2 separate regions of the Homo sapiens genome follow, and region 1 is linked to region 2. A link is an interaction called in ENCODE POLR2A ChIA-PET data of the cell type or tissue named here. Cell type or tissue: PC-9. All regions are shown on one strand. Each heading gives the region's core, and the rest is flanking DNA. Links, peaks and the distances in the headings are about the cores only. Region 1 has its middle 11 kb from the start of RBBP6. Region 2 overlaps ARHGAP17 (Rho GTPase activating protein 17).

Region 1 (15,230 bases), core at 4,157-12,156, 460 kb after region 2:
TTTATGTTGCCTTTCTATTTTATTTAATATTTCAGCCTACAGTTGTTGGGGTATTTTTTATTTTTTTGCAGTTTATGTAATACAGCCCATCGACCGGCAGGGTGCTGTGGCTCATGTCTGTAATACCAGTACTTTGGGAGGCTGAGGTGGGAGGATAGCTTGAGCCGGGGAGTTTGAGGCAGCAGTGAGCTATGATCGTGCCACTGCACTCCAGCCTAAGCAACAAAGGGAGAACCTGTCTCCAAACAAACAAACAAAAGTCCATTGACCTTTCTCCCTTTATGGTTTTTGCTTTTGCTTTGAGAAATGGCTTGTAGCCCACTCAGCACTCACCTTAGATATTTTTTTGCTATATTTCCTTCCAGTTTATATATAGCTTCATGATTTTAAACTCCATAATCAATCTGATTTTTTTTGGTATATAGGGTATAATATAGAATGAAGATCACTGTATTCCCTTTTTCATTGTGAAGTATATTGTTAATAAAGAGTCCATGAGTGGTGGCTCACACCTGTAATCTTAGCACTTTGGGAGGCCAAGGTGGGAGTATCACTTGAGCCCAGGAGTTTGAGACCAGCCTGGGCAATATGGCGAAAACCCATCTCTACAAAAAATTAATAACTTAATCAGGCATGGTGTCGCATGCCTATGGTACCAGCTACTCAGAAGACTGAGGTGGGAGGATTGCTTGAGCCTGGGAGGTTGAGGCTACAATGAGCTGTGATTGTGCCACTGCACTCCAGCCTGGGTGACAGAGTGAGACCCTGTATCAAAAAATAAATAAATAAATAAATAAATAGAAAAGGGACAAAATATATATCTCGCTCTGTTGTCCAGGCTGGAGTACAGTGAGACAATCTCGGCTCACTGCAACCTCCACCTCCCGGGTTCAAGCGATTCTCTTGCCTCAGCCTCTCGAGTCACTGGGATTACAGTTCAGCACCACGCCGGACTAATTTTTGTATTTTTGGTAGAGACGGGGTTTCACCACTTTGGCCAGGCTGGTCTCAAACTCCTGACCTCAAGTGATCCACCTGCCTCGGCCTCCCAAAGTGCTGGGATTACAGGCGTGAGTCACCGTGCCCAGCCTTATTTTAATTTTTTTTAATGTTTATTTTTTGTCGGTACATAATATACTCTTTTTTAGAGCAGTTTCAGGTTCACAGAAAAATTGAGTGGAAAGTATAGGGTTCCCATATGCCCCTCTCCCCTCATACAGTTTCCACTATTGTTAACATTTTGCATTGATGTCATATATTTGTTAGGATTGATGAGTCAGTATTGATACATTATTAACTAAAGTCCACAGTTCATATTAGGGGTTACCTTTTGTGTTGTGCATTCTGTGGATTTTGGCAAATGTATAGTGACATATAAAAATTCCCCTGTGTCCTTCTTAGTCATCCCTCCTTCCTGTTGCTGACAAAGGGATCCCCATCCAGACCTCAAGATAAGGTTCTTGGATCTGGCACAGGAAAGAATTAAGGATGAGTCTCAGAGTACAGTGAGAAGAGATAGTGTATTGAAAGCTACTTCATTGCAGAGTAGGGCATCCTCAGAAAGCAACAGGACGAATGCACTGTCTTTATTTTAAACTCTTCTAATATAGGGTCTTATCTATGTAAAAGCTAAGCTGTGTCTATGTGCTAGTAGGCTGGCAGCATAACAAATTTATTACCTTGTTGATTTAAAGAAAATTATCCTTGGCATTTTAGTGCGTAAGTATATCAAAAAGCATGACTATAATGGTTGTAAAATCATATATTGTTATGAGAGATCGGGACATCTGGACATTTTGTTGTTGGAGGAGTTTGTCCTTGCAGGCATTACTAAGCTGTTTCTTCAGTTGTAAACATCTTATGACCATGAGCCGTGACCAGCAGGGAATGTGCCTTGCTAGTTTTAAGATGGAGTCTGTTTTAAAATGGTGACACTGGCCGGGCACAGTGGCTCACGCCTGTAATCGCAGCACTTTGGGAGGCCGAGGCAGGTGGATCACCTGAGGTCAGGAGTTAAGACCAGCCTGGCCAACATGGTGAAACCCCATCTCTACGAAAAATACAAAAATTAGCTGGGCATGGTGGTATGGACCTGTAATCCCAGCTACTCAGGAGGCTGAAGCAGGAGAATCACTTGAATCTGGGAGGCAGAAGTTGCAGTGAGCTGGGATCGTGCCATTGCACTCCAGCCTGGGTGACAAGGGTGAAACTCTGTCTCAATAAATAAATAAATAAATAAATAAGGTGTTACCCTGGCTCTCCTATGCTACTGTTTCCCCAACCCTCCCTTCCACCCCAGACCCCAAGCAATCATTGATTTCTTTACTGTCTCCATAGTTTTGCCTTTTCTAGAATGTCATATAGTTGGAATCATAGATGAAGTCATACAGCCTTTTCAGATTGGAGTAGTTCACACTTATGGATAAGCAGCAAGAACATAAGAAACCTCTATGTACCCTTTACTCAGATTCAGCAATTGTTTACCTTTTTTTCCCATTTTGGTTTTTTTTTCCTTTTTTTTTTTTTTTAGAGGCAAAATCTTGCTCTGTCACCCCAGCTGGAGTGCAATGGCACTATCATAGCTCAGTGCAGTCTTGACCTCCTGGGCTCAAGCAATCCTCCCACTTCAGCCTCTCGAGTAGCTGGGACTACAGGCTCCAGCCACCACACCCAGGTAATTTTTTTTTTTTTTTTTTTTTTTTTTTTTGTAGAGATGGGATCTCACTATGCAGCCCAGGCTGGTTTCAAACTCCTGGGCTCAAGTGATCCTCCCCCATCAGCCTCCAAAAGTGCTGGGTTTACAGCCATGAGCCACCGTGCCCCGTCTTGTCCCAGTCCTTTTTTTGTTTGTTTTTGAGACGGAGACTCACTCTGTCACCTAGGCTGGAGTGCAAAGGCGCCATCTCGGTTCACTGCAACCTCCGACTCCCAGGTTCAAGCGATTTCTCATGTCTCAGCCTTCCAAGCAGCTGGGACTACAGGTATGAGCCACCATGTCCAGCTAATTTTTTGTATTTTTAGTAGAAAAGAGATTTTGCCATGTTGACCAGGCTGGTCTCAAACTCCTAACCTCAAGTGATCTGCCCTCCCCCCACCCCTTGGCCTCCCAAAGTGTTGGGATTATAGGCGTGAGCCACCGTGCCTGGCCCCATTTTTTTTTTTAGTTAACCATTTGTCCCCTGCTCTTCTTCATATAGGTATATCTGGATCTCTCTGAAAGGATTTTGCAGACACGACGCCTCTTTATCCCTAAAAAAATCCATGTATATTTCTTGAGAACAAAGGCATTTATCTTACACATTACACTTATCAAAATCCAGAGGTGTAACATTGATACAGAACTATTACCCAATCCACAGTTCCGATTCGAATTTTGCCACCCACTAATGTAATTTATCTCTTTTTTTTTTCCTGGTCTTTGAGCCATTCCTGGATCACACATTGCAATTAATTGCCATGTCTCTCAAATCTCCCTTAGTCTGAAACATTTTGTTAGCCTCTGTCTTCTGAATTTTTTTTTTTTTTTCCTGAGACAGGGGCTTGCTCTGTCACTGAGGCTGGAGTGCAGTGGCATGACCACTGCAGCCTCAAACTCCCTGGCTCAAGTGATCCTTCTTCCTTAGCCTCCCGAGTAGCTGGGACTAAGGCATGTGCCACCACGCCTGGCTAATTTTTAATTTCTTTGTAGAGACAAAGAGTCTCGCTGTGTTGCCCAGACTGGTCTTGAACCCTTGGCTTCAAGCAATCCTCCCTTTTCAGCCTCCCACAGTGTTGGGATTACAGGCATGAGCCACTGCACTCGGTAGTCTTTTGATATTTTTGAAGAGTACGGGATAATTCATGTATATTTATGTCTCTTGATTTGGTTTAATGTTTCCTCATAGTTGGATTTAGGGTTTGAATACCTGGCAGAAAAACCACAGAATTGATGTGTCCTACTCAGGGAATCATTGCAGCAGGGAGTCCGTGATGGCTACTTATTATTGATGATGTTATTTTTATTTATTTTTTTCTTTTCAGAGACAGAGTCTCCTTTTGTTGCCCAGGCTGGTACAATTGTAGTTCACTGTAACCTCAAACTCTTAGACTCATGCAATCCTCCTGCCTAGGCCTCTCAAAGCTTGGGATTTTGAGAACAAAGACATTTTCTCTCACACATTACATTTATTTATTACATTACTTATTTATTTACTACATTACATTTACCAAAATTCAGAGATGTAACATTGATACAGAACTATTATCCAATCCACAGTTCAGATTTGAATTTTGCCACCCACTAATGTAATTTATCTCTTTTTTTTCTGGCCTTTGATCCAATTCTGGACCACGAATTGCAATTAGATCATTACATTTGCATGAGGCATGAGCCACCACACCCAACCTATTTTTGATTTTTAAATAAGGTTGTTTTGCTGGTTTTATCCACTCTACAGATATTACCCCTTTGTAATTAATAAGTAATTTGTGGGGAGATACTTTGAGACTATTTGAAGACCTTGTTCCTCATCAACTTTTCACTCATTAGTCTAGCATTCATTGAAGAGTCCTACCTGAACAATGATTACTACGGCAGTTGCAAAATAGTGATTTTTCTAAGTCCATCATTCCTTTTTAATTTTTTAGTTGTTAGTTTAGATATACTTTGATGAATAGAAATGTTTAAGTATAATGTCAAATTTGAAAGATGTTCCTTTATAGGCAGTGCATTTAGTCTATTCTAAAAGCTTTTAAGTTTACCATTCATATTTAATTCTTTTGTCTAGCTGAGTTCAGTTTTGTTTATGGCATGAACTGCGGGTTCTGTTTCATTTTACTTTCCACATATGGATATCCAAATGTCTCAGCACCTGTCATTTCATAAGTCTTCTGTTTTCTCATGGATTAACATTTTTTTTTCTCCAAATAGTCAACTGTGTTTTTTGGATTAAAAGTATAATAATTCAGCTGGGTATGGTGGCTCATGCCTGCAATCCCAGCACTTTGGGAGGCTGAGGCAGGTGGATCACTTGAGGCCAGGAGTTCAAGTCCAGCCTGGGCAACATGACAAAACCTGTTTCTACTAAAAATACAAAAATTAGCCAGGCATGCTCGTGCACACCTGTAATTCCAGCTACTTGGGAGTCTGAAGAATGAGAATTGCTTGAACCCTGGAGGCAGAGGTTGCAGTGAGCCAAGATCACGCCACTGCACTCCAGCCTGGGCCACAGAGCGAGACTCTGTCCCAAATAATAATAATAATAATAAAGTATAATAATTCACTGAAAATCATTTCTCCCAAAAGTAACCCGTACTATTCTTCCAATAGCACCGATTTTCGAGTTTAATGGTTTTTTTTTGTTTTTTGCTTTTTTTTGTGAGAGTTTCTCTCTGTCATCCAGGGTAGAGTGCAGTGGTTCAACCATAGCTCACTGTAAATTCAAACTACTCGGCTCAAGCAATTCTCTTGTCTTAGCCTCCCTAGTAGCTGGGACTACAGCTGTGTGCCAACATGGCTGGCTAATTTTTTTTTTTTGTATTTTTTGTAGCAACAGGAGTCTTGCTATATTGCCTAGGTTGGTCTTGAACTGCTAGGCTCAAGCAATCTCCCAACTTCAATCTCCCAAAGTGCTGGGATTGAGCCACCACTCCCGGCATTTCTTAAAAATTTAAAGGGGTTAAAAAAAAAAAAGCAAAGAAGAATAATAGTTCATGAAATGTGAAATATTTCCTACTTAGCCCTTTACAGAAAAAGTTTATTGACCCTTTTTCTAAATATTTTTCAGCCATTCCAGTTTGATAAATGACTAGCTGAACTTACAACATTTACCAAAAGTTTGTTTTTTTTTTTTTTACTATATTTTATGATGGTTTAATCACATGGGATGATTTTAGTTTTTAGAAGATTTTTACAATATTATAGTTGACTGCTTTTTGTTTTGCCTTCTCAGCAGCCTTTTAAAGAATGTTCAGCAAGTATGATGGCTCAAGCCTGTCATCCCAGCACTTTGGGGAGATGAGGTGAGAGGATCGCTTGAGCTCAGGAGTTCAAGACCAGCCTCGGCAACATAGGGAGACCCCCATTTCTACCAAAAATTAAAAAATCAGCAGGGCGTGGTGGTGTGCACCTGCAGTCCCAGCTACTTGGGAGGCCAAGGTGAGAGGATCACTTGAGCCCAGGAGGTTGAGGTTGCAGTGAACTATGATCTTGCCACTCCGCTCCAGCCTGGGAGACAGAGCAAGACCCTGTTTTGTTTTGTTTTGTTTTGTTTTGTTTTGTTTTGTTTTCAGATGGAATTTCCCTCTGTTGCCCAGGCTGGAGTGCAGTGGCGTGATCTTGGCTCACTGCAACCTCTGCTTCCCAGGTTCAAGCAATTCTTCTGCCTCAGCCTCCTGAGTAGCTGGGATTACATGCATGAACCACCACGCCAAGCTAATTTTTATATTTTTAGTAGACATGGGGTTTCACTGTGTTGGCCAGGCTGGTCTCCAACTCCTGACCTCAAGTGCTCTGCCTGCTTGGCCTCCCAAAGTGCTGGGATTACAGGCGTGAGTCACTGCGCCAGGCCTAAATGAGACCCTGTCTCCTAAAAGAAAAAAAAAATTCAATTTGTAGAAATGTAAAGTAATAAATTAAGTCATCATATGAATAGATTTTCCGAAAATTGATGTGAGAAATCCATTGTTTTCCCACTATTCATTTAATTCAAAACTCATTCAATTTGAAAAATTTAAAAGTTTGACAATACCATGTGTGAGAGTTGGAGACCAGACCAATTGTTTCCCAAAGTGATTATTCCAATATACATTCCATCACTGGTGGGGGATGTATCCCAGTGATGGGATATATATTGGAACGATCACTTTGGGAAACAATTTGGCATTTTCTAGCAAATTTGAACACTCCTATACTCTATGTAATTTCATTCTTGCTTATATACCCATGGTAAAATTTAATTCTAGCAACTTTGAGCATTCCTTTACCCTATGAATCAGTAATTCTATTCTTGATTCTATACCCGAGGTAAAATTTAACTATACTTGCACAAGAATTCATGGAAGCTGTCTTTTTAAGACAAAAATCTGGAAAGCTTGGCATGGTGACACATACCTATAGTCCCAGCTACTCAGGAGGCTGATGCAGGAGGATTGCGTGAGCCCGGGAGGCCACCACTGCACTCCAGCCTGGGTGCCCAGAGGGAGACCCTGTCTCAAAAAAAAAAAAAAAGGCTGGGCATGGTAGCTCGTGCCTGTAACTGTAATCCCAGCACTTTGGGATGCCAAGGCAGGAGGAGGATTACTTGAGCTCAGGAGTTCTACATTAGTTTGGGCAACATGGTGAAATCCTATCTCTACAAAAAATGCAAAAATTAGCCAGGCGTGGTGGTGCTCACCTGTAGTCCCAGTTATTTGTGAGGCTGCAGTGGGATGATTGCTGGAGCCCAGAAGGCTGAAGGTGCAGTGAACTATGATAATCCCACTGCACTCTAGTCTGGGTGCCAGAGTGATACCTAGTCTCAAAAAAAAAAAAAAAAAAAAAAGCTGGAAACAACCCAAACACCCATCAACAAGAAAAGATTGTTGTTGTGGTCTATCCAGATAATGGGATATCATACAGCAGTGAAATAAATGAAATATAGCTACATGTAATAATATGGTGGTGAAATCTTTTTAGCTCATCTGGGTCCACAAAGCAAGTATCCAAAGATGACATAACTTTTTAATGAATTTCAAAGACGCATAAAACTGAGCAATACATTATTTAGCTAGGCATACCTCTTTTTAATTTAATTTTTTTTTTTTTTAGAGACAGAGTCTCGCTCTGTTGCCCTGGGTTCAAACAATCTTCCTGACTCAGCCTCCTGAGTAGCTAGGACCCACTCAGTTAACTAATTTTTTTTTTTTTTTTTTTTTTTTTTAGAGACAGGGTCCCACTACGTTGCCCAGAATGGTCTTGAACTCCTGGCCTCAGGGGATCCTCCTGTCTTGGCTTCTGGAAGTGCTGGGATTACAAGCAAGAGCCATGGCACTTAGACCTTAATACTTCTTTTAAAAGGGTGACTAAACAACACAAAATTCAGGGGCTGGGCATGGTGGCTCACACCTGTAATCCCAGCACTTTGGGAGGCTGAGGCAGGCGAATCTCTAGAGGTCAGGAGTTCGAGACCAGCCTGGCCAAAATAGTGAAACCCTGTCTCTACTGAAAATACAAAAATCAGTGGGGTGTGGTGGTGCTTGCCTGTAATCCTAGCTACTCCGGAGGATGAGGCAGGAGAATCACTTGAACCCGGAAGGCAGAGGCTGCAGTGAGCTGAGATCGCACCACTGCACTCCAGCCTGGGTGGCAGAGTGAGACTCTGTATCAAAAAAAAAAAAAAAAAAAAAAAGGCCGGGCGCGGTGGCTCATGCCTGTAATCCCAGCAGTTTGGGAAGCCGAAGCGGGCAGATCACCTGAGGTCGGGAGTTCAAGACCAGCCTGACCAACATGGAGAAACCCCGTCTCTACTAAAAATACAAAATTAGCTGGGCATGGTGGCACATGCCTGCAATCCCAGCTACTTGGGAGGCTGAGGCAGGAGAATCATTTAACCCCCCAGGAGGCAGAGGTTGTGGTGAGCTGAGATCGTGCCACTGCACTCCAGCCCGGGCAACAAGAGCGAAACTATGTCTCAAAAACAAACAAACAAACAAACCCCCACCAAACAAACAAAATTCAGGATGGTGATTACCTCTGAGATGGAAAGATGAGATAGGAGGAAACCATCCGATCCCTCCATGTCCCCTCCCAGAGATGTGAGTTGTTGGTAATGATGTTGTTCTTGGGTGAGTGAGTGAGTTCACAAGTGTTCATTATTTTACTATAAATAAATAAAGAAAAAATAATTAAACTAACAGAGAGTCATGCCTAGGGCAATGATGATGAGGTGTTACGACATTAGGATTATGATTAATTCATTTATGTTTTCCTGAGTTTCCTTCTCTCCCCCCCTCCACGAACCGACTGCCAGCAAAGCATCTTATAAACATTCAGACAGAAAAATGTAGTTCCTTTCAAAGAAACAATAATTAGGCTAGCTCCCTAAATCTAGTTAAGATTAGATTACTCTGATTAGATTAATCCAGATTAAATTTGGCTGATCTAGTTATTTACGGTTATGGCATTAGCTGGTGGTGTTTGTGTGTGTGTGTGTGTGTGTGTGTGTGTGTGTTTGTTTTTTGAGACAGGGTCTTGCTGTGTTGCCCAGGATGGAGTGCAGTGGCACAACCACAGCTTTCTGCAGCCTCAACCTCCTCGGCTCAAGCGATCCTTCTGCCTCAGCCTCCTGTGTAGCTGGGACCACAGGCACGTGCCACCACTCCTGGCTAATTTTTAAATTTTTTGTACGGGTGGGGTCTCACTATATTGCCCAGGCTGGTCTCAAACTCCTGGGCTCAAGTGATCCTCCTACCTCTGCTTCCCAAAGTGCTGGGATTCCAGGCCTGAGCCACTGTGCCCAGCAGCATTAGCTGTTTTTTCACTTAATGCCATAACCACAAATAAAACCCATTTTTTCCTTCTGCTTTAATAAGTTGGTTCTAGTTTCCTTGCATTAGGATCAGACCAGGGACTTGGCCATCAGACTTCAGGTGATGTGGGGGCCTGGAGTGAGGTATGCCATCAGTGACCTTCCATTATCTCATGTCCTCTAGCTTCATTCCACCCCATCACAGTGGGACTCAGAGGCTAGGAATGCTCTGGAAAGGTGGAGCCTCATAAAAGTGTCCGGCGTGTGGCCATTACATGTAGACAGGCATGCCAGTTTTGCTTTTTCTAGGAATTCAAGGCTTCAAGTAAACATGAAGGAGGGGCAGAAATGGGAGTGTTACTTGTGCCAGAGCCAAGGCAAAACAAAAGAACCTCCAAGAAGCTGCTTGGCTCTTGGGTGAATGTGACCTACTCATTCATTCCTCCAAATATGAAATACGTCATGAGTGCCAATGTGTGACAAGCCCTGAGAGGGAGCCAGGCAATCGGTGGTGATAAGATCAAAGCCCCTGCCTGCAGGGAGTTTTCAAAAAGTAAAGGGAGTCATGTCATTTTAGAGGCTGGGCTTGAATCCTGGCTCCAACACTTGCTGTGTGACCTTGGGAAAGTTATACAACTTCTCTGGCCCGTGGTTTTCTCCACGGTCAGCTTCACCGGCCCTGTGTGACTATTCAGAAGGGCTCTGTGCTTCAGTTAATGTTCTACTGTCACTGTCTTGACCTTCTTTAGAGCAGTTTAAACACTGGGGGCCAGGTACAGTGGCTCACGCCTGTAATCCCAGCGCTTTGGGAGGCCAAGGCTGGCGGATTACTTGAGGTCCGGAGTTCAAGACCAGCCTGACCAACATGGTGAAACCCCCATCTCTATTAAAAATACAAAAATTAGCCGGGCGTGGTGGTGTGCGCCTGTAATCCCAGCTACTTGGGAGGCTGAGGCAGGAGAATTGCATGAACCTGGGAGGCGGAGGTTGCAGTGAGCTGAGATTGCACCCACTGCACTCCAGTCTGGGTGACAGAATGAGACTCCGTCTCAGAAAAAAAAAATTTTTTTAAACATGTTTTTATTTTACTCTGAGTCCCTCAAATTATGTAGCTGGATTCGGTTTCTTGATTTGTGAAACAGGGCTAAAATAGTCCCTTCCTAGAAACAAAGTAGAATGGTGGTTTCCAGGGACTGGCAGTGAGGGGTGGGGAAGAAGGAAATGGGGAAATGGTATTCAAAAAATACAGAGTTTCAGTTTTGCAAGACAAAAATTCCTAGAGATCTGTTGCACAACAGTGTCAATATACTTAATACTACTGAACTGTGCACTTAAAAATGGTTGCGAGAATAAATTTTATGTTATGTGTAAAAAAATGATATGAAAGATAACAAAAGTACCTTCCTCATACAGCTGTTTTTGTTTTGTTTTGTTTTGTTTTTGAGACAAGATCTCATTCTGTCACCCAGGCTGGAGTACAGTGGCACAACCACAGCTCACTGCAGCCTTGACCTCCTGGGCTTAGGTGATCCTCCCACCTCAGCCTCCCAAGTGGCTGGGACTACAGGCTCATGCCACCACACCCAGCTAATTTTTTTTTTAGTAGAGATGGGATCTCACTATGTTGCCCAGGCTGGTTTCAAACTCCTGAGTTCAAGCTATCCTCCCACCTGTGCTGAGATTACAGGCATAAGCCACCATGCTCAGTCCTTCATAGAGTTTTTAAGGCAATTTAATGATCGTGCCTGGTACACAAGCACCACTTAGGGGTTGTTTGGGACATAAATTCATGTGGCATGTTTCTCTGAAGTGCTTCCAACTTGGTAAACCTAACACCAACAAAACAACACCTGCTTGCATTTACCATGCATTTTCTGTTCACCATACCCTGAGCCAAACACTTTTTACTGCACTGAATTCTTAAATCTTCCCAGCAACACTGTGAATCCATCCCAATATTATCCCATTTTATAGATGACGCAATGAAGTTTAGAGAGTTGAGGTCACACAGGAGCCATCATTTAAAATGGATGTGAGCTGGATGTGGTGGCTCATGCCTGTAATACCAGTGCTTTAGGATGCCGAGGTTGGGGGATTGTTTGACATCAGTTCAAGACCAGTCTGGGCAATAAGGTGAGATGCTGTCTCTACAACAACAACAACAACAAAAAAGTTACATTATAAAAACAAAACTAAACCAGAGACCAGGCACAGTGGCTCACACCTGTAATCCTAGCACTTTGGGAAGCCAAAGTGCTTGAGCCCAGGAGTTTGAGAACAGCCTGGGCAACAGTGAGACCCCATTCCCACAAAAAATACAAAAATTAGCTGGATGTGTTGGTGCATGTCTGTAGTCCCAGCTACTCGGGAGACGGAGGTGGGAGGATCGCTTGAGCCCAGGAGGTGGAGGTTGCAATGAGCTCTGATCTTGCCACTGCACTCTAGCCTGGGTGACAGAGTGAGACTCTGTCTCAAACAAACAAACAAACAAACAAAACAACATCAAAACCTCCAAGAAAACGGGATGTGTCTTGCCAGGGAGAGCAGTGTCTCCCCCACTCCACCAACTCTATTTTCCTGCATGTGGCTAACATTTCCCGTGGAGAACAGGAGCAGAGCTGGCCCTCTGTAAACAGACCAACATATCCCCTTGCGACAGTGAGTCTCCTATTATCTTTGTTTTTATCTTGTCTCAGCTTTGAGATAAGATTCCCAGAGGGCACAGACCTTGTCTGCCTCACCTGTGTCTTCCCTAAGCTCGTGGCAGGGGTTGGGGAATTATTTGTGGGGCCCCAGAATGACTCTTGATAAGTGGTTCTGTCTGGCTTCCGCAGCAGTGACAAGCTTGATAGATTAAAGCAGAGTGCTGGCCTGGAGTCTCCCCTCGCACTGCTGAACCTCCCTGGACGAAGTGCAGACGGGGAAGCCTTCGCTCATCTGGGTCATCTCTCAGGCTTTGTGAGTGATGCTGCCAGCAAATATCTGCCCCGCCCTCCTCTCCCCAACTCTGCAACCGGGGTTGCTGGTCCTATAGGCCTGGTGCTGTACTACAGGCTTAACAGGTACTATCTCACTTATCCTTGTGATGACCTGGTGAAGGAGGCCTGATTCTTCTCCCTGTTTTACAGAGGAAGAAACCCCGGGCTTACAGAAGGAAACCTCAGGTTATATATCCCAGAGGTGGGTCCAGGGCCCCCGCTAATAGTGATGGAGTCAGGGTTCAAACTCAGGGGGTGAGCTCGCCCTCCCTGTTAGGTGCTCCTAATGGTGTCTGTCACACCAGTGCCCATCTCAGGCACAGTAAGTCCTCACCTAACGTCATTAACAGGTTATTGGAAACTGTGACTTTAAGCGAAACAACACATAACAAAACCAGTTTTACCATAGGTTTATTGATATTAACAAGAGTTAAATTCTTACGGCATATTTCTGGTCAGAAAAACATCACCAAACTTCTAAATAAAGACCAACACACTTCTCCTATTGAACATTGAAATGAATGTGAGCTATACATACTTTTAAGAAAGATTAAGAAAAACATGTAAGATTGTTATTTTCCTGTTTATTCCAGTTCACGGTCTCGGGTGGCCTGAGCCTGTCCTGGCAGCCCAGGGTGCGTGATGCGACCCCATCCCGGCAAGACACTCTCCATCACAAGGCACACTCACAGACACACTCACTCACACTGGGACCATGTAGACGCCCGGTTCCCCGAACAGGCACAGCTTTACAATGTCGGAGGAAACCTAATGAGGTAACCCATGCAGATGGGGGGAGAGTGTGCGAATTCCAGATAGTGGCCCCGGCTGGCGATTGAGTTATGGTGAAACCACTGATGTTGAATGAAACAATGTATTATTCAAGGACCTTCTTTTTTTTTTTTCTTTTTTGAGATGGAGTCTCCCTCTGTCGCCCAGGCTGGAATGCAGTGGCATGATCTGAGCTCACTGCAGCCTCCGCTTCCTAGGTTCAAGTGATTCTCCTGCCTCAGCCTCCTGAATAGCTGGGATTACAGGCGCACGCCACCACACCCGGCTAATTTTTGTATTTTTAGTAGAGACAAGGTTTCACCATGTTGGCCAGGCTGGTCTGGAACTCCTGACCTCAGGTGATCCGACCACCTCAGCCTCCCAAAGTGCTGGGATTATAGGTGTGAGCCACTGTGCCTGGCCAACATGGTAAAACCCAGCTTTAGAATGCAGTAAGTGCTGGGAAGACAATAAAGCAGGGTAGTGAGATGGAGAGTGATGGGGAGGCAGAGAGCAAGGGTGACTTAACATTGGGTGGTCAGAAAAGGCCTCCGTGAAGAGGTGACATTTGACTTGACATTTGATTGACAAGAAAGAGTTAGCCATAGGAAGTTCTAGGGGAAAAACTTTCTTGGTAGGGTGAACAGCAAGTGCTGAGGCCCTGAGGTTTGATCAAGAGAAATTTAGGCAGGCACAGTGGCTCACACTTGTAATCCCAGCACTTTGGGAGGCTGAGGTGGGAGGATCACTGGAGCTCAGGAGTTTGAGGCCAGCCTGGCCAACATAGTGAGACCCTGTCTCTATAAAATAAACTGGCTGGGCGCGGTGGCTCATGCCTGTAATCCCAGCACTTTGGGAGGCCGAGGTGGGCAGATCATGAGGTCAGGAGATTGAGACCATCCTGGCTAACACAGTGAAACCCCATCTCTACTAAAAATACAAAAAATTAGCCGGGTGTGGTGGCGGGCACCTGCAGTCTCAGCTACTTGGGAGGCTGAAGCAGGAGAATGGCGTGAACCTGGGAGGTGGAGCTTGCAGTGAGCGGAGATCGTGCCACTGCATTCCAGCCTGGGAGACAGAGTAAGACTCTGTCTCAAAAAAAAAAAAACAAAAAAACACCAAAACACTAAAAAATTAACTGAGCATGTTAGTGCTTGCCTGTAGTCCCAGCTACTTAGGAGGCTGAGGTGGGAGGATCGCTTGAGCCCCAGAGGTCGAGGCTGCGAGGAGCTTTTATCATGCCACTGCATTCCAGTCTGGGTGACAGAGTAAGACCCTGCCTCCAAAAAAAGGGGAGGGGGAGGGAAGAGTCAAAAGGCCAATGTGGTTGAATGAAGTGTGGTTATTGGGGTTGGGGTTGTGGGGAGTGGTAGGGCTTGGGCCTGACAGATGAGCAGAGGTCAGATAGTGTAGGATCATAAAAGACACGTGAATGAATTTAGATTTGAGAAGGGAATGTTCTAGAAGGGTATGAGAACTGAAGACATTCCTATTTTAATGTTCAGGATTCTCAGTATGGTTGGTACCGTGGGTTCCTAAGTCCTTCAACTTACAACTGAACTGTAATTATCATCAAGAGCATCCTGGGAGGTTCCAGGAACTTGCAGGGGCTCAGGAGAGCATGGGGTTGCCAGGTGTGGTTTATTTAGAATGCAGAGATTGGGTGACACACACCATGGCTCATAGCATCTTTGCCAGAGGCCACATGACCAGAGTTACAGCTTCAGCCACGCAGGTATGGATGATCCAAGGGGCAGGGGCAGCTGTTTCCTGCCGAAGCTCCTGGAGCCTGTTCCACCTGTTGCTCAGGCTGGTGACATAGATCTATCAGGAATGGGTCAGAGGTTACCCTAATAATCTAGGCCTGCAATTTGGTTGAGAACCCATAAGAGGCTGGCAGCAGCAATCCTCCCCTGTAAATCAGGAAAAGGGAGACCAGGAGGTAAGGATGTTCATATTTCGGCACTGATTCAATGCCAAGGCATGGAGATTTTTC
Region 2 (15,230 bases), core at 3,013-11,012:
CATTGTCCAAGCCTGGTTTTCCTTTGTTTAAATGCATGTAACAGCCTTTCTGAAGATTTTTTTTTTTACATTTGCTGCCTGGTACTCATTTGAAGGCCCAGAGTCCGGCAGAGTTCCTTTCCGTGTTTTCCGCAGTCCTTCAGTTTGGTTCGCACACCTGATGGCCTAGAATTGGGCTGGCCCTTGGCTCTCCTGCCCACCCTGGTGGTGGATTGCCGCTGGCTCCTACTCAGTACAAGGCCCAGATACTGAAAACTTTCATTTAGTCACTTATGTATTCAGCAAATAAGTTTGCTCACAATCTTCAGCAGATCCCGTGTACCTGAGCTTAAATGGGGTGGGGTTCTCCCCCAGCCATGTCACCTGCCTCTGCTCCTCCCTGCTCTCTCTTCCCTCTCTTCTCCCTGACCTGGGTGCTCTTGTACTATCCAGCCTCTGGGTTTCCAACTCATCCAGTAGGTCTCAGAAGCCATCACCAGTTTCAGGATATCTTTCTGATATCCCAGGTCTGCATTCAGGCCCCTCCTGTCATGTCTGTAACCCGCAACAATTTAATGTGCTTCTCTGTGCCTAGGTTTCTAAATCTCTAAAATGGGTATGACATGGTTTGGCTGTGTCCCCACTCAAATCTCATCTTGAATTGTAGTTCCCATAATCCCCACGTGTCGTGGAAGGGATCCCATGGGAGGTAATTTAATTATCGGGCCATTACCCTTATGCTGTTCTAGTAATACTGAGTGAGTTCTCATGAGATCTCATGGTTTTATAAGTGACTTTTCCCCCTTTTGCTCGGCATTTCTCCTTGCTGATGCCATTTGAAGAAGGACGTGTTTGCTTCCCCTTCCACCATGATTGTAAGTTTCCTGAGGCCTCCCCAGCCCTGCGGAACTGAGTCAATTAAATCTCTTTCCTTTGTAAATTACAGAGACGTGGGTATGTCTTTATTAGCAATGTGAGAACAGACTAATACAGGTTATAATAGTGGTATCAGTCTCATGGTTGTCTTGAGGATTAGGTGGGTTAATACAAGTAAAGTGTGTATTAGGTGGTTAAGAACAGGGTCCCTGAAGTAATATTGCCGAGATTCAGAGCCTAGGTGGGAAACCCTGGGCAATCGCTTAAGTTCCCTGGGTGCATCAGTTTCTTCCTCTGTAACACGGGGGTAATAATACTTATCCCGTAGAGTTCAGTTCTTGCAAAGCACCTGGAACAGTGCTGAGCATGTGATATGAGCTCAATAAATGTGGGCTGTGGTGATAGTGACAACTCCCAGGGACCCTGCACTTCCCTGTTGGAACCGTCCTTGCACTGGAGTATAATGGCTTATTTTCCTTGATAGTCCTTGAGCTCTGGCAGAGCAGGGGCCCTATCTTACTCATGATGGCTCATGGAAGGGAACCCGAAAATATTTGTTCAGTGACTAACCAAATGAAAAGTTAGTGCAAAGTATGCATGACACCAGCCTGTGGTTGAATTTGTTGATGGGCTGTGTAGCTCCACTCAGTTAAGGCTTACTTATCCTGAATAGCTTTTTTGACAAAACACCTCATTAAAAAGCAATCAGATTTCTGTTTTAAGGTATTTACAGTGTCCTTTCATCCATCAGGCACTCCTTTCTTTGACCTTAGAAAAGGGCAAGTGGAGATTTAGGGTGTTCCCCACCCAGAATCTACCATCATCCCTCAAAAACTGCCTCGCCCTGACTTTCCAGGTGACTATTTTTTCTTCATTTTGTGCACCACGCTAAGCATGGAACTTCCTGGGCCACATCTGTGACGTGTGTTTATTGTAGAATTCCAGAGGAGCCACCATTATTCAGATTTTCAGCACTAGATGCCTGTTTAAACCGTGCAACATTTGTCATTTTTGGAGTTACAGTCCTACGTTTGCAAAGCCCAGTTTGGAAGGTTTCAAAATGTTCCCTCCTTTGCTATTTTGTTCTAGTCTCTTAAAAGTCCTGTGAGAATGTTGATGCAAATATAAATAAAGTAAGGGGCAGAAAGGTTAAGGGATGTATTTTTAGATGCTATGGTTAGTTTGTGGCGGAGTTAGGGTCAGAACATAGCTTGCAAATTTAAGAGAAATTTAACTTTGGTCCATGGCCTCGAAGGTACTCTTTCTGAAGGTTCAAAGACTGGTTCACATTGTGTAATTCACTTAATGGGTGTCTGCCTGCACACCCACGAAACAGGGATAATAAAAATTGCCCTGTATGGGTACATGTTTTTGCCCGTTACTTTTTTTTTTTTTTTTTGAGACAGAGTCTCACTCTATTGCCCATGCTGGAGTGCAGTGGTGCAATCTCAGCTCACTGCAACCTTCGCCTCCTGGGTTCAAGTGATTCTCCTCCCTCAGCCTCCTGAGTAGCTGAGATTACAGGTGCCTACCACCATGCCCAGCTAATTTTTTTTTGTATTTTAGTAGAAATGGGGTTTCACCATGTTGGTCAGGCTGGTTTTGAACACCTGACCTTAGGTGATCCGCCCACCTCGGCCTCCCAAAGTGCTGGGATTACAGGCGTGAGCCACCATGCCCGGCTGCCCATTACTTTTAATGGGAAAAGCCACAATTACTTTTGCACCAACCTATTATAATGAAATAATATAGGTAAAAGTGCTTTCATAACAGAAAATAATGTATAAATGCAAAATATTACTATTAATTTTTTTTTAAATTTTAGTATTGGAAATTTGGTGTTAAGAAACTCTTTTGGCTGGGCACAGTGGCTCATGCCTACAATGCCAGCACGTTAAGATTTTAGACCTTGTCTCCAAAAAAAGGATTTTAACTGAGGCAGGAGGATCACTTGCGGCGAGGAGTTTGAAACCAGTGTGGACAACATAGCGAGAACCTGTCTGTACAAAAAAATACAAAAATTAGATGAGTGTGGTGGTGTATGCCTGTAGTCTCAGCTACTTGGGAGGCTGAGACAGGAGGATTGCTGAGCCCAGGAGTTGGAGGCTAAAATAAGTTACGATCGCACCATTGCTTTCCACAGTCTGGGTGACAGACCCCATCTCTAAAAAATAAATAAACGGTAACAGAAACTTTTTTGATTACATGTTATGATCCACCAATTCCAGTTTCTATGTTTGATTACTTTCTTGAACAGGAGTACTGTATTTATGAATTTTTCTTGTACTTTTTTCAAGTTGGTAGTTTATAGTCAGATTCTACTGTACTCTTTCTGTTAAAATAGCTATGTGTTGGGCCAGGCACGGTGGCTCACGCCTGTAATCCCAACACTTTGGGAGGCCGAGGTGGGCGGATCATGAGGTCAGGAGATCGAGACCATCCTGGCCAACATGGTGAAACCCCATCTCTACTAAAAATACAAAAATTAGCCGGTCATGGTGGCGTGCGCCTGTAGTCCCAGCTACTCGGGAGGCTGAGGCACAAGAATCTCTTGAACCTGGGAGGTGGAGGTTGCAGTGAGTCAAGATTGTGCCACTGCACTCCAGCCTGGTGACAGAGCAAGACTCTGTCTCCAAAAAAAAGAAAAAGAAAAAGAAAAAATAGCTATGTGTCATTGGCCAGGATGACTATTTGGGCTCTGGGTCTGTGTTCTTGTCTCTCGTCTAGATATCCACAGAGGGCTCCAGGAGTTCCTACTTCCATCCTGCTATTCTACTTTTCATTCTGAAACTCAAACCTGTTGCCATTCCATTACTGAAAAACCATCAGTGGCTCCCTGTTGCCCCCGAGTTCCATGGCAGGCAAAGCCTTTCTCTGCAGCCACATCTCCACCTCCTGTTCTGTACCCTACTATGTACACACTCCTCCCCAAACCTTTTCTCCCCATGCCTGACTTATCTGAGGTCCACTTGGACTGTTTCCCTGCTTTCCTGGCCACACAGTTAATCACTCTTCTATCTGTGCCCCCAAAGTGTTTTCATTAAGGATGAGACCTTTTTTTCTCATGAGCTCCTCAAGGGTGGGGACTGTATCATTTCTGTCTCCTTTTTTCTTTCTCAGTTCCTGACATTTAGTGGGAACTCCGTAAATACCGTCTGAATGAACAAATATCTAAAATCTGAGGCTCTTGAAGTAAGTCCATCCTCGGATGGATGGTTTATACTTGGAGACTTGCTTTTGCTTCTCTGTGAATGCATGCTCAGCTGAGATCTGCTGGTGCAGGTGTTTCTATAGCTTCCTTAGCAGTGGTGGGAAGCCCAGCAGCTTAAGATGTTAGCTTCTGATGCAGGGTTTACTAACTCTCCACGTACTCTGTCCCTGAGTTTCTGTTTATTGTTTGCCTGTGATTCTCTTTGGTGCCATCCCACACGGTGTTGTCACAACCAACCCTTTGTTTTAATTGAACGTCCTGCGCTACTCCTGCTCTAACTCTGACTAGCTTTTTGTTTTTGTGTGGTCCAGGCTCGACTGTGACTTCTTCCAGAGAGAAGCTAGAACAGCTTGATAAATTTGGAAAGGTCATTCTTAGATAAGACTTGGGATTTATCTGAAGGTTGTTATTATTTGTTGTAATTCTCAGAACAGCTAACACTCCATGAACCCTCACTAGGTGCCACGAAACACGTTAAATGAAGTACATGAGATGGTGTTCCTAAACAACCACTATGGTGGTGGTATCATTATTATAATTTTATGGTTATAATTATTCCTATTTCACAGTGGAGGAAATGTTTCTTAGTAAGGTGCACATGTGAACGTCTAGCCTTGGGTTTCAAAGTCTGGTATGTTTGACTCCAGAGCCCTAACTCTTAGTTCTGACTGTATCCTACATTCTTATCCTTTGCTGAGAGTGAAACTTAGAATTGGGTATCACTCTGTTTTTTACAACTGAGTTTACTCTGTCTGTGAAGGCCGCAGCGTAAAGCCAGTTGTGAATCATGCACATCAGCTCCTTCTGAAATGTGTTTATGGCCTAGGACACAGGGACCCTGGAGACTATGGTGCTGCAGTGCATTATGGCTGCTACCCTTCTAGTCTGTCCTGCTGCTCGTTCTGCCACCTGCCAGCTGTTGCTACCTGAACCTTCTCCTTGCAGCAGTTCTCAGTGTTCTCTTTGCTTGGGAATTGCCTGGGGAGCTAAAAAAAAAAAAAAAAAGCCAAGCCCCACCTCCAGAGGTTCTAATTCATTTGTTTTAGGTTGGGGTCCAGGCATCAGTATTATTATTTTTGACAACCTTATGAGGGGTGTGTGTGTATTTGTGTTTTTGTGGGGGACATGGTCTCACTCTGTTGCCCAGGCTGGAGTGCAGTGGTGTGATCTTGGCTCACTGCAGTCTCCACTTCCCAGGCTCAAATGACCCTCCTACCTAAGCTTCCTAAGTAGCTGGACTACAAGTGCTCACCACCATGCCCAGCTAATTGTTTTAATTTTTTTTTTTTTTGAGACAAGATCTTGCTTTGATGCCCAGACTGGAGTGCAGTGGCACGATCGTGGCTCACTGAAGTCTTGACCTCCTGGGCTCAAACAATCCTCCCACTTCAACCTTCTGAGTAGCTGGGACTACAGGTGTGCACCACCATGCCTGGCTAAGTTTTTTATTTTTTGTATAGATGGAGGTGTCCCTGTCTTGCCCAGGCTGGTCTTGAACTCCTGGACTCAGGTGATTCTCCCACTTTGGCCTCCCAGAGTGCCGGGATTACAGGCATGAGCCACTGTGCCCAACCTATGAGATATATTTTATAGATCATAAAATTTACCCATTTTCCCCTTTTATCTTTAGTTGGCTGCAATGTTTGTACATATTTATGGGATATAGAGTGATATTCTGATATGTTTACAATGTGTAATGATCAAATCAGCATAATTATCGTATCCATCACCTTGAACGTTTGTGCCTGTATTGTGAACATTCAAAATCCTCTTCTAGATTTTTGAAAATACACACTAAGTTATTGTTAGTCATATTCACCCTACAGTGCTATAGAATACTAGAACTTATTCCTCCCATCTAGCTATAATTATTTATCCCTATCCATTAACCTCTCCCTATCTCTCCTCCACCCTATGCTTCCCAGCCTCTAATAACCACAATTCTACTCTCTACTTTTATGACGTTATTTTTTTTGGCTCCCACATATGAATGAGAACATGTGGTATATATCTTTCTGTGTCTGACATATTTCAAAAAATGTCTCATTTTAAGTGTAGAACTCAATGATTTGTAGTAAATTTACAGAGTTGTGTAACCATCACCACAACCCAATTGTAGAACATTTTTGTCACCCCAAATGAGAGCCTTCATACTTCTTTACAGTTAATCCCCATTCCCCCCACCCCCAAAGCCAACCACTCATCTACTTTCTGCCTCTATAGATTCCCGTTTTCTGGCCATTTCATATAAGTGGCATCACCTGTATTATTTTCAGAGCCTCCAGGACTGTCATGTGTAGCTCTGGTTAAGAACCACTGTTACCTCCTAGATCTTTTTCCACTAGTTTTTATTTTTACTATTTTTCTGAGTGGCTCAGAAAACTCAATAGGCCCCTGCCAGGGCTGTCTCTTAGATAATCTGTGAGCTAAATGAGTCCTTGTAAGTTGGACTGAGAACTTAACATTTACAACCTGTTTTTATGGGGATGAGCTTGTCAAAGTCCAAATGTGCTGACCTAGTTTGGAAGGGAGCCTGCACAACCTGTCTTCAGACGCTGTGCACCTCCCCAGCAGCCATCAGTCACAGCACTGAGTCAGAGCCCAGGTGTGGAGGGAGCCCCTGACATTGTGTGGCCTGGCCTTGGGCACTTTTGCTTTAGACTTTTTGTGTGGCTTTTCAGCTCCTCCTAGCCTCTGGCTGCCTCACCAGAGCAGTAAACTGGACTCCTCCTGAGCTCCTTTCCCTTAGGCAGTAGCTCTATGTGGATGTACTGTCTGCATTGCAATATTTTGCAAAATATTTCTCACATATTTTTGCCTGCTTAAATGAGTTTTAAAATCTCAAACTCAGCTGCCTCCAGGTCCAAGCAGGTACCATGAGTGACTGGAGCAGGCTGGGGAATAAGGCACTTGGAATGCCTGAGAGGCCGTTGAGGTGGTTGGTGGCAGAAGGGAGATTTCTTTCAGATTTTGCTATAAGCAAGAATCGGTGGTGGAGCTTTGAGACAGGCCACGTGGTTAGAGCAGGGATAGCAAATAGATTCCATTTCATGTGCCAGAGGGGAAAAAGCCAACTGACCGAACAAAACGCTGCGTGGGTAAGCTTACATGTGCAGGAAAACGATAAACCTCAATTCAATTTAGGGTAAAATGTAACTGTTCATCTTAGTCACTGGAATTCAAATAATATTATCAAGATTAAGTTAAGATTGAGAAGGCTTTTATTGTCATTTAAAGTAAAAATTAAATGTTATAACCCTGTCCTAGAGAAGCTGTAAATACATGGGCAAAATACCATCATTTGGGGAAATAATGCAGAGTATAGAACTATTAGATCTATTTTTCCCACGTCATTGCCAAAATATTTTCTGTTGAATCATTTCCCCCCGTTAAGTATCCTTTTTCTTTTCAGTGTTAGGCATGGGAACAATTTTTTCCCAATAACATCCCTTTAGAGTTCTGTAAACTCTCTTACGGCTTTTAAACTGCTTTGTGGCAGGTATAACAAATTGCTTCATTTTTAAAGTTTCAGAGAGTCGTTTATTTTAAAAATCCAATTAAGTAGATTTTAGATTCCTTCCCAGAAATCTAAGACGACAGCTAATCTAATGAGATAAAACAGTAAAAACTCATTCAGTAGTCCTCCAGCTCACTATGAAATCAAACTATTGCATCCAAACTGGGCTCAGAGGCTCAGGTGGATTTTGTAAACACTTGTAACGGGAGGTGACAGTGTTGCACAAAATCAGATTCCCAGCAGAATGAAATCCACTGCCTAGCCCTGGGTGGGCTCTGTAATTTCACTGTGAATACAAATCATGTTGCATGCAGTAATGTTTATGTTGTTACCCTACATACAATATTCAGATCCTTGGTAGATTAGTCACAGTCTGTCTTATTTCTCAAAAATGCGTCAGATATTTCCTGGTAACTAGCATTGAAAATGAGCTCATTAAAAATTCTCTCCATGCTTCATTTTTTCATTTTAATTGACGTATCAGTCAGTGTGCAAGTGTAAAAGCCAGCAGAACAGTGATCTCTCATGTGAAATTGTAAACCAAAAACCAACAGCCCTGTGAGCCCAGAGGCAGTGGGAGCCATTGATGTTTGATGCTAGTGTTGGCGCCTCGGCCACATATTTGCCATCCTTGGGTTGGGGGTGCTCTTGGTGGTAGAAAGATGAGCCCCTGCTCTCAAGGCCCCAGAATGGCTGAAAGGATTGAAAAGGAGCAATTTGGCAAAAGTCTTGAAAAGCCAGCGTCTCTCAACCTCTGAAATGCAAGTTGGGAAAACGTAGAAATCCCCCTTCTGAGTAAGAAGAATTTGGATTTGGGAAGTGATTAAAAAGGATTGAAGTTTCATGGGAAAATGGACTTCACTTGTACATAGATCAGGGGTCAGCAAACTCTGGTCTGTGGGCTAAATGCGGCTGCTGCAGGCTCAGAATGGTTTTGGCATTTTTAAATACTTGAAAACATTAAAAGAGGAACAGTAGTTCATGACGTACGATAATTAGGCAAAATTCACATTTCAGTGTCCATAAATAAAGGTTTATTGGGGCACAGCCAGGTCCGTTCATTTATACAATGTCTGTGGCAGCTTTTGTGCTGCAGTGGCAAGCTGAGTCATTACATAGAGACAGTATGGTCTGCAAGCCTGAAATGTTTATTGTTGCTGAACTCTTGGGTAGAGAACTGTGTTTATTTAGGTCTTGTCCCGAAATATGTTTATCAGTAGAGACCAGAAAGCAAACAGTGATTAAAATACTTCAGTGTTTTTGAGGAGGTGAGTGGATGGAGGTGCGTAGGTGCAGGAGGGACATAACTTCTGATTTCTTCCTGTCACCAGTGTCACCAGCACTGGGCTGTGCCTCCGCATTTGGACTGAATTATCAGAGGCAGCCACCCCTGTTCATTTTGGCAGCTGCTGCTTGCCTATGAGGCAGAATGTCGAGGAAGAGAAAATACACCTCCAGCCCAGCCTCACCCATCCTCAAAGTGATTCTAAAAAGTTAGCTATCAAGGTTTGCACCACATCCTGCAAGAGTTACTAATAGAGACCTGGGGTTGGCCAGCATTTTCTGTAAATGGCTGGATAACAAATATTTTGAGCTCTGCAGGTCATACGGTGATGTCTTTCGCAACAACTCAGTTCTGCTGTTGAAGCTCAAAAGCAGCCATAGATAGCACACAAATGCATGAGCCTGGCTGTGTTCCAGTGAAACTTCTGTAATACACTGAAATGTGAATTTCATAAAATTTTCATGTGTTACCAAATATTATTATTTTGTTTTTTTCCAATCATTTTAAAATAACCATTCTTCTGAGCTTTCTGAACATAAAAAATGGGCGGTGAGCTAGATTGAGCCTGCGGGTATAGTTTGCTGACCCCTGGTTTAGATAAACTAAGTGTAGGCCTTGCTAGTCAGGCCCTCTGGGTTTGAATCCCACAATCCCACTTATTAGTGCTGGGGTCCTAGGCAAGTTACCTTTCAAGACCTCACTTTCCTTATAGGTAAAATGGGGGAAATAGTGGTTCCTACCCAATAGGGTTGATGTGAGAATTAGAGTAGATGTAAGTGCCAGCCCAGTGTCTGGGGCATAGAAAGCACCCAGCAAATATGGCTGCTACTGTTGGCTATTATGAAGGCTCAAGTAGATCCCTACAGCCTTGGAGGAACCGTTTGTGATGTGGAGGTTTGACGGTCTTCAACTGTCTTCAGTCCACAGTTCAATTAGATTGAATATGAGGCTGGAGGGTTTGGTGGTGCTGCCTTGCTTTCGTGCAGTTAAGTAGAACATGGTATATCCACAGAATAGGTTAATGTACAGGCATAAAAAGGGAGGTGGTGGAGTTGTACATCTGTATTCTGACGTGTAAAAATGCCCCTCGTGTCTCTATCTACCTGTGTGCATCTGTGTGTGTGTGTATGGGTGTGCATGTATGTGTGTGTACGTATGTGTGTGTATGTGTGTCCTTTGAAATCAGCACTTCTCAGCCTTGGCACTGTTGACATTTGGACCTGAAGTAGGCAGAATAATGCTCTGCCCTCCCGAAACATGTCCAGATCCCCATCTCCAGAATCTCTGAATGTCTTAGATTACATGGCAGAGGGGGACTAAGTTTGGAGATGGGATTAAAATTTCTAATCAGTGGAAAGGGAGATTAGCCTGGACTAGCCAGGTGGGCCCAGTGTAATCACAGAGGTCCTTAGCAGTGGAAGAGGGAGGTCGCAGAGTCAGAGGAAGAGGTGACTGTGGCAGAGAGGCCCAGAGTGAACCATACTGGCTTTGACAGTGCAGGAGGAGGCCAAGGAATGCGGTAGACTCAAGAAGCTGGAAAGGGCGAGGAAGCAGATGCTCCCCTTGCATGTCCAGGAAGGCATTCAGCCCTGCTGCCACCTTGATCGTAGTCCAGGGAGACCTGGTTGGAAGTGCTGAACTCAAGAAGTGTGATATAATATACTTGTGTTGTTCAAGCCACTGAGTTTGTGGTGATTTGTTACAGCAGCAATAGGAAACAAATCCAGGGCTGGATCATTCCTTGTTCATAATTCTTTATATTATTTAGTGTGTGTGTGTGTGTGTGGGGTTGCATTTAGGATAGTCAGTAGCATCCTGGCCTCTAGCCTACAGAGACCAGTAGCATCTCCCATCATGACAACCACAAATGTCCCCAGACATTGCCAAATGTCCTCTGGGGACACAGTTGCCTCCAGTTGAGAAGCACTAGTTTAAATTTAGAAAACAAATTGGGAAGGATATATAACAAATTCGTAACAGTACCCTTTGGGATATGGGATTGGAGGAATGGCTTTCACTCCTCTTTTAACATAAAATTTTTAAAACTGGATTTTGCCTCCCCCTACAGACATTTTTTTTTTATTTTCAACTGTGGTTTTTTTTCCCATTTTATAAAAAGATTAACCTTGAAAGGTAATATCACATTTCAATTTTAGTCATTATGGATTTTACTGTGGAAGGCAGTTCTATACACCTATGGCTGCTTTTCAACCTAGTTTTATTGGATTTTGTTTGACATTGTGAATGTCCTTTTTCCCAAAGATGTGATAGACATCCATTCATTCATTCAGTGTGTATTTCTTTTTTTTTTTTGAGACGGAGTCTTGCTCTGTCGCCCAGGCTGGAGTGCAGTGGCGCAATTTCAATCTCAGCTCACTGCAAACTCCGCCTCCCGGGATCACACCATTCTCCTGCCTCAGCCTCCCGAGTAGCTGGGACTACAGGTGCCTGCCACTGCCTGGCTAATTTTTTTTTTGTATTTTTAGTAGAGACGGGGTTTCACCGTGGTCTCGATCTCCTGACCTCGTGATCCGCCTGCCTTGGCTTCCCAAACTGCTGGGATTACAGGCGTGAGCCACTGCGCCCGGCCTCAGTATGTATTTAAGTGGCAGGAAGGTGCTGAGCTTGCCGCTGGGGAGGAGTGATGACTTTAGAGCTCTCTCTCTGCCCTCATGGAACCTGCTGTCTAGCAGGGAGGAGGACGGTAGTGCTCATTGTTTGGAAGACCACAGCCTGCATTGATCGCGGGGACTTGAGCATTCGTGTCCATGGTTTGGGAGTCCCTGGCTCCCATAGTACATGTTTTATGAAGGAAACTACCAGAAATCCATGATTAGAGATGGAAAATATCAGACCAATTGGAAATTTTCCTTTGACTCTCACCTGGTCTGAGCATCTTCTGTCTTTTTGGTACAGTGAACTACTCCAGATTGAAAACATTTCTGTTTTCTCCTTGCCTGGCAAGTGAGCTCAGTGAAACATCCTATTAGCCACACTGCAGGGTTGGACATTGCCACACCAGGTCAAGGGAAAGTGGCACTATGAAGGCCTGGGCAGCACTGCTGCTTTGAGAATTACGAGGAGAAAATCTGTGCTTTACCAAAAAGTAAATTAAAGATCCTGCCTGGTATCAGCCTTGCTTGAGTGACTAGTAAAATTGCAGAATAGCTTCATAGGAAAAAACAAACCCCAGAGTAAAATGGCGAGTGGGAAGTTCCTTCCTGATTCGTATTGTTTTTCCAGTTGCAGACAGGAAACATTCAAGTGTGTTTTCAAGCCCAGAACGTTGGACACAAAGAAGGCTCTGACAAAGCAGAAAAAACCCATATACAAAAAGTTTAGGAACATGGAGCAAAATGTCTGATTCAAAACAATCTAGGCTGGGCGCAGTGGCTCACGCCTAGCACTTTGGGAGTTGGAGGCGGGAGGATGGCTTGAGCTCAGGAGTTTGAGACCAGCCTGGGCAATGTAGTGAGAATCCATCTCTATAAAAAAAATTTTAAAAATTACCTGGGCATGATGGTGCGCATCTCTCGTCCCAGCTACTTGGAAGGCTGAGGTGGGAGGATAGCTTGAACCTAGGAGTTCAAGGCTGCTGTGAGCTGTGATCAGGCCACTGCACTCAGCATGGGAGGTAGAGCAAAACCTTGTCTTAAAAAAAAAAAAATCTGGCCGCGTACGGTGGCTCATGCCTATAATCCCAGCACTCTGGGAGACCAAGGCAGCCAGATCGCTTGAGCTCAGGAATTTGAGACCAGCCTGGCCAACATGGTGAAACCCTGTCTCTACTAAAAATAGAAAAATTAGCTGAGCGTGGTGGTGTATGCCTGTAGTCTCAGCTACCTGGTAGGCTGAGGTGGGAGTATCACTAGAGCCCAAGAAGCAGAGATTGCAGTGATCTGAGATTGTGGCACTGCACTCCAGCCTGGGTGACAGAACGAGACCCTGTCTCAAAAAAAAAAAAAAAAAAAAAAAAAATATATATATATATATATATATATATATATATGATTTATCAAGTATTATTTTTTATGATTGGATCACTTTGTCTACTGTTTTTTTTTTGTCTATAGATGTCTTGACGAATTCAGTCTCTTGCCCCCTGCCTTGCTTTAATAAATTACAAAAACTCAACCAAAGATAACACTTCTCAGAAAAAACCAGCACATTTCTGTGGCCTACGTACATGGCCTATTGAATGGCCTATTGAATGGGCACCTTGGCCGATAGTGGAATAATTGCTGGACTTTCCATATCTCTGGTAAAGGTGAACACTGCAAAACAGTTCACGATAGGAAGCACCAAGGCTTGGACCAGTCACAGTGATGAGGGAGATCAGGTCATTTGGACCACATTATTGGAATAGATGGAGACAGTACCAAGGCCTGAAAATTAAGATGGAGAGTCCACAGGCCAGCAAAGAATCTTTGTGTGAGGGAGCCATTCCAGTTTGTGTATTATACTCCATAGTCATGATTTGTCACTTAAAAGTAATTCTTCCCAATTATAGATCACTTTTAATCTCTAGTTGGGTTTGGATTTTTTTCTACACATTTTTTTTTTGTTTTTTTGAGACAGAGTCTTGCTCTGTTGCCTAGTCTGGAGTGCAGTGGCACGATCTTGGCTCACTGCAACCTCCGCCTCCCAGGTTCAAGCAATTCTCGTGCCTCAACCTCCCAGGTAGCTGGGACTACAGGTGTGTGGCACCACATCTGGCTAATTTTTGTATTTTTAGTAGAGATGAGGTTTTGCCATGTTGACCAGGCTGGTCTTGAACTTCTGACCTCAAGTGATCCACCCACCTTGGCTTCCCAAAGTGCTGGGATTATAGGCGTGAGCCACCACCCCCAACCTCTAAAATTGATTTAAAAAAAAAAAATCTAAGCCTGCAAATCTAAAATTGATTTTATTAATGTAATATATATATAGCCTCCACAAACACAGGAAACAAAGGGGAAATTTCTTTTTAAACAGTACATTAACATTTTCATATAATATATTCAATATAGTTTTCAGCCTCCAGACCTTTTCATGTAAAGTACCTCTAAAGCAGAGGGTCCAGTTAATTTGAAAAAAATGGCTGGAAATACACTGATTTTCTTTACATTTTAGATACTCTGAGGTATGTTTTCTGTTGTGCATTTGTAGAGCTTGACATTGGACCAATTCTTTAAGTTAGGCACACTTCACCCCTGGCCATATCAATCAAGCATGCTACTTAAAAGTGTAAGTAACATGCTATTTTTAAAAAACCTCAAAACTGTGATTCATGTAGTTTAAAAAGTCAAATAATATAGTAAAAGACTTACCACAAAATACGGTGGGTTCACTCCCTACTCTCTGAGATTTCCCAACTCCAGAAGCAACTACTTTGAAATATTAACAGTTTATTGTGACATTTATTCATATTCATAATTATAAGTAATATGTGTAAACTATCGTTTGGGTTATCAAATTAGTTACTGTCTGTTGACTTTCTGTTCTGATAAATGAGGGTTTAGGGCCCTTTCCCTCTGCTTCTGCTCCCCCCATCCTTTCAATACAGTTATAATTTTTCATTGTATTACTATTTGATATTTATATTATGTCCAATCAATTATTTGCAGCTGAGCATACTAGTTACTATGACTATCTTTATGTTTCCAGTGGACTTTTTGTTTTTCCTGAAGTTAATACTTGCCTCGTTTTTATGTTTGCTTTATTTTCTTTGTGGCTGTTGCAGCACTGTGCTCATAACTGTTTAACAACTGCCAAGCTCCTATTTGAATTGTTTGCAGTTGTTTATGTTTTTGATTTCAAGTACCAGTGTGAGGTTACTGAGCAAGGAGTTGGGAGAAGATGCACATGGTTGGTTGGTCTGAGTTGGCTCTAGCATACCTCTGAGCTATTACTAACTTTCCCACATCTGCTTATAGCCCACATTGGGATTGTAGAGCAAGTTCTTCTCTTCTTCTGTTATTTTTTAAAAAATAATTTGCTCTGAAAAAGGACATATTTGTTCTGATTCTCAGGTTGAATCTCTTTTTTTGAACTTGTGAAAATTTTAATAGGCCTTGAGACTTCTCTGTGTATACTCGTACTTACAGAAGGAAGTCATTTTAGAGTTGAGGTGGATTCTGTGAGAGGTATACAGGGCCCTGTCCAGATTTGGGGGTTTTGGCTAGGGAAGAAAGGCAAAAGTTACCCATTCCCTGGTGGCATTTTGCTAAAGGAGGGATGAGGCATTGGCGAGAGGAATGGGGGCGTCTAATGGTGAAACTATGACGATCTCATGCCAGGTGTGTTCTTGCTAGGCTGACTGTCAGGTTTCTTTTTGAGTCTGGTTCTTTGACCTCATGGTCAGCTGGGGCCCTGCTTCCCTT

Evidence for each region. Peaks named below come from ENCODE experiments on the same cell type or tissue, not always from the same donor. Only the 100,000 strongest peaks of a DNase experiment are listed, where the experiment ranks them.
Region 1: POLR2A ChIA-PET joins it to region 2 with 8 read pairs; 2 of 35 experiments call an interaction of 5 or more read pairs at or near these places.

What each region holds. Positions count from the first base shown.
Region 1 is chr16:24,520,960-24,536,189 of GRCh38, reverse strand. No RefSeq gene overlaps it. Among named protein-coding and RNA genes, the nearest start is that of RBBP6, 11 kb to the left of the region's middle. In PC-9, for the core only: no CTCF peak of the experiment used is centred there; DNase peaks (open chromatin) are centred at 9,819 and 10,779.
Region 2 is chr16:24,980,613-24,995,842 of GRCh38, reverse strand. The region is part of intron 1 of ARHGAP17 (Rho GTPase activating protein 17); the gene reads left to right. Among named protein-coding and RNA genes, the nearest start is that of ARHGAP17, 27 kb to the left of the region's middle. RefSeq lists an enhancer at 6,792-7,395. In PC-9, for the core only: no CTCF peak of the experiment used is centred there; DNase peaks (open chromatin) are centred at 6,672, 7,932 and 8,742; H3K4me3 peaks cover 826 bases; H3K27ac peaks cover 1,628 bases.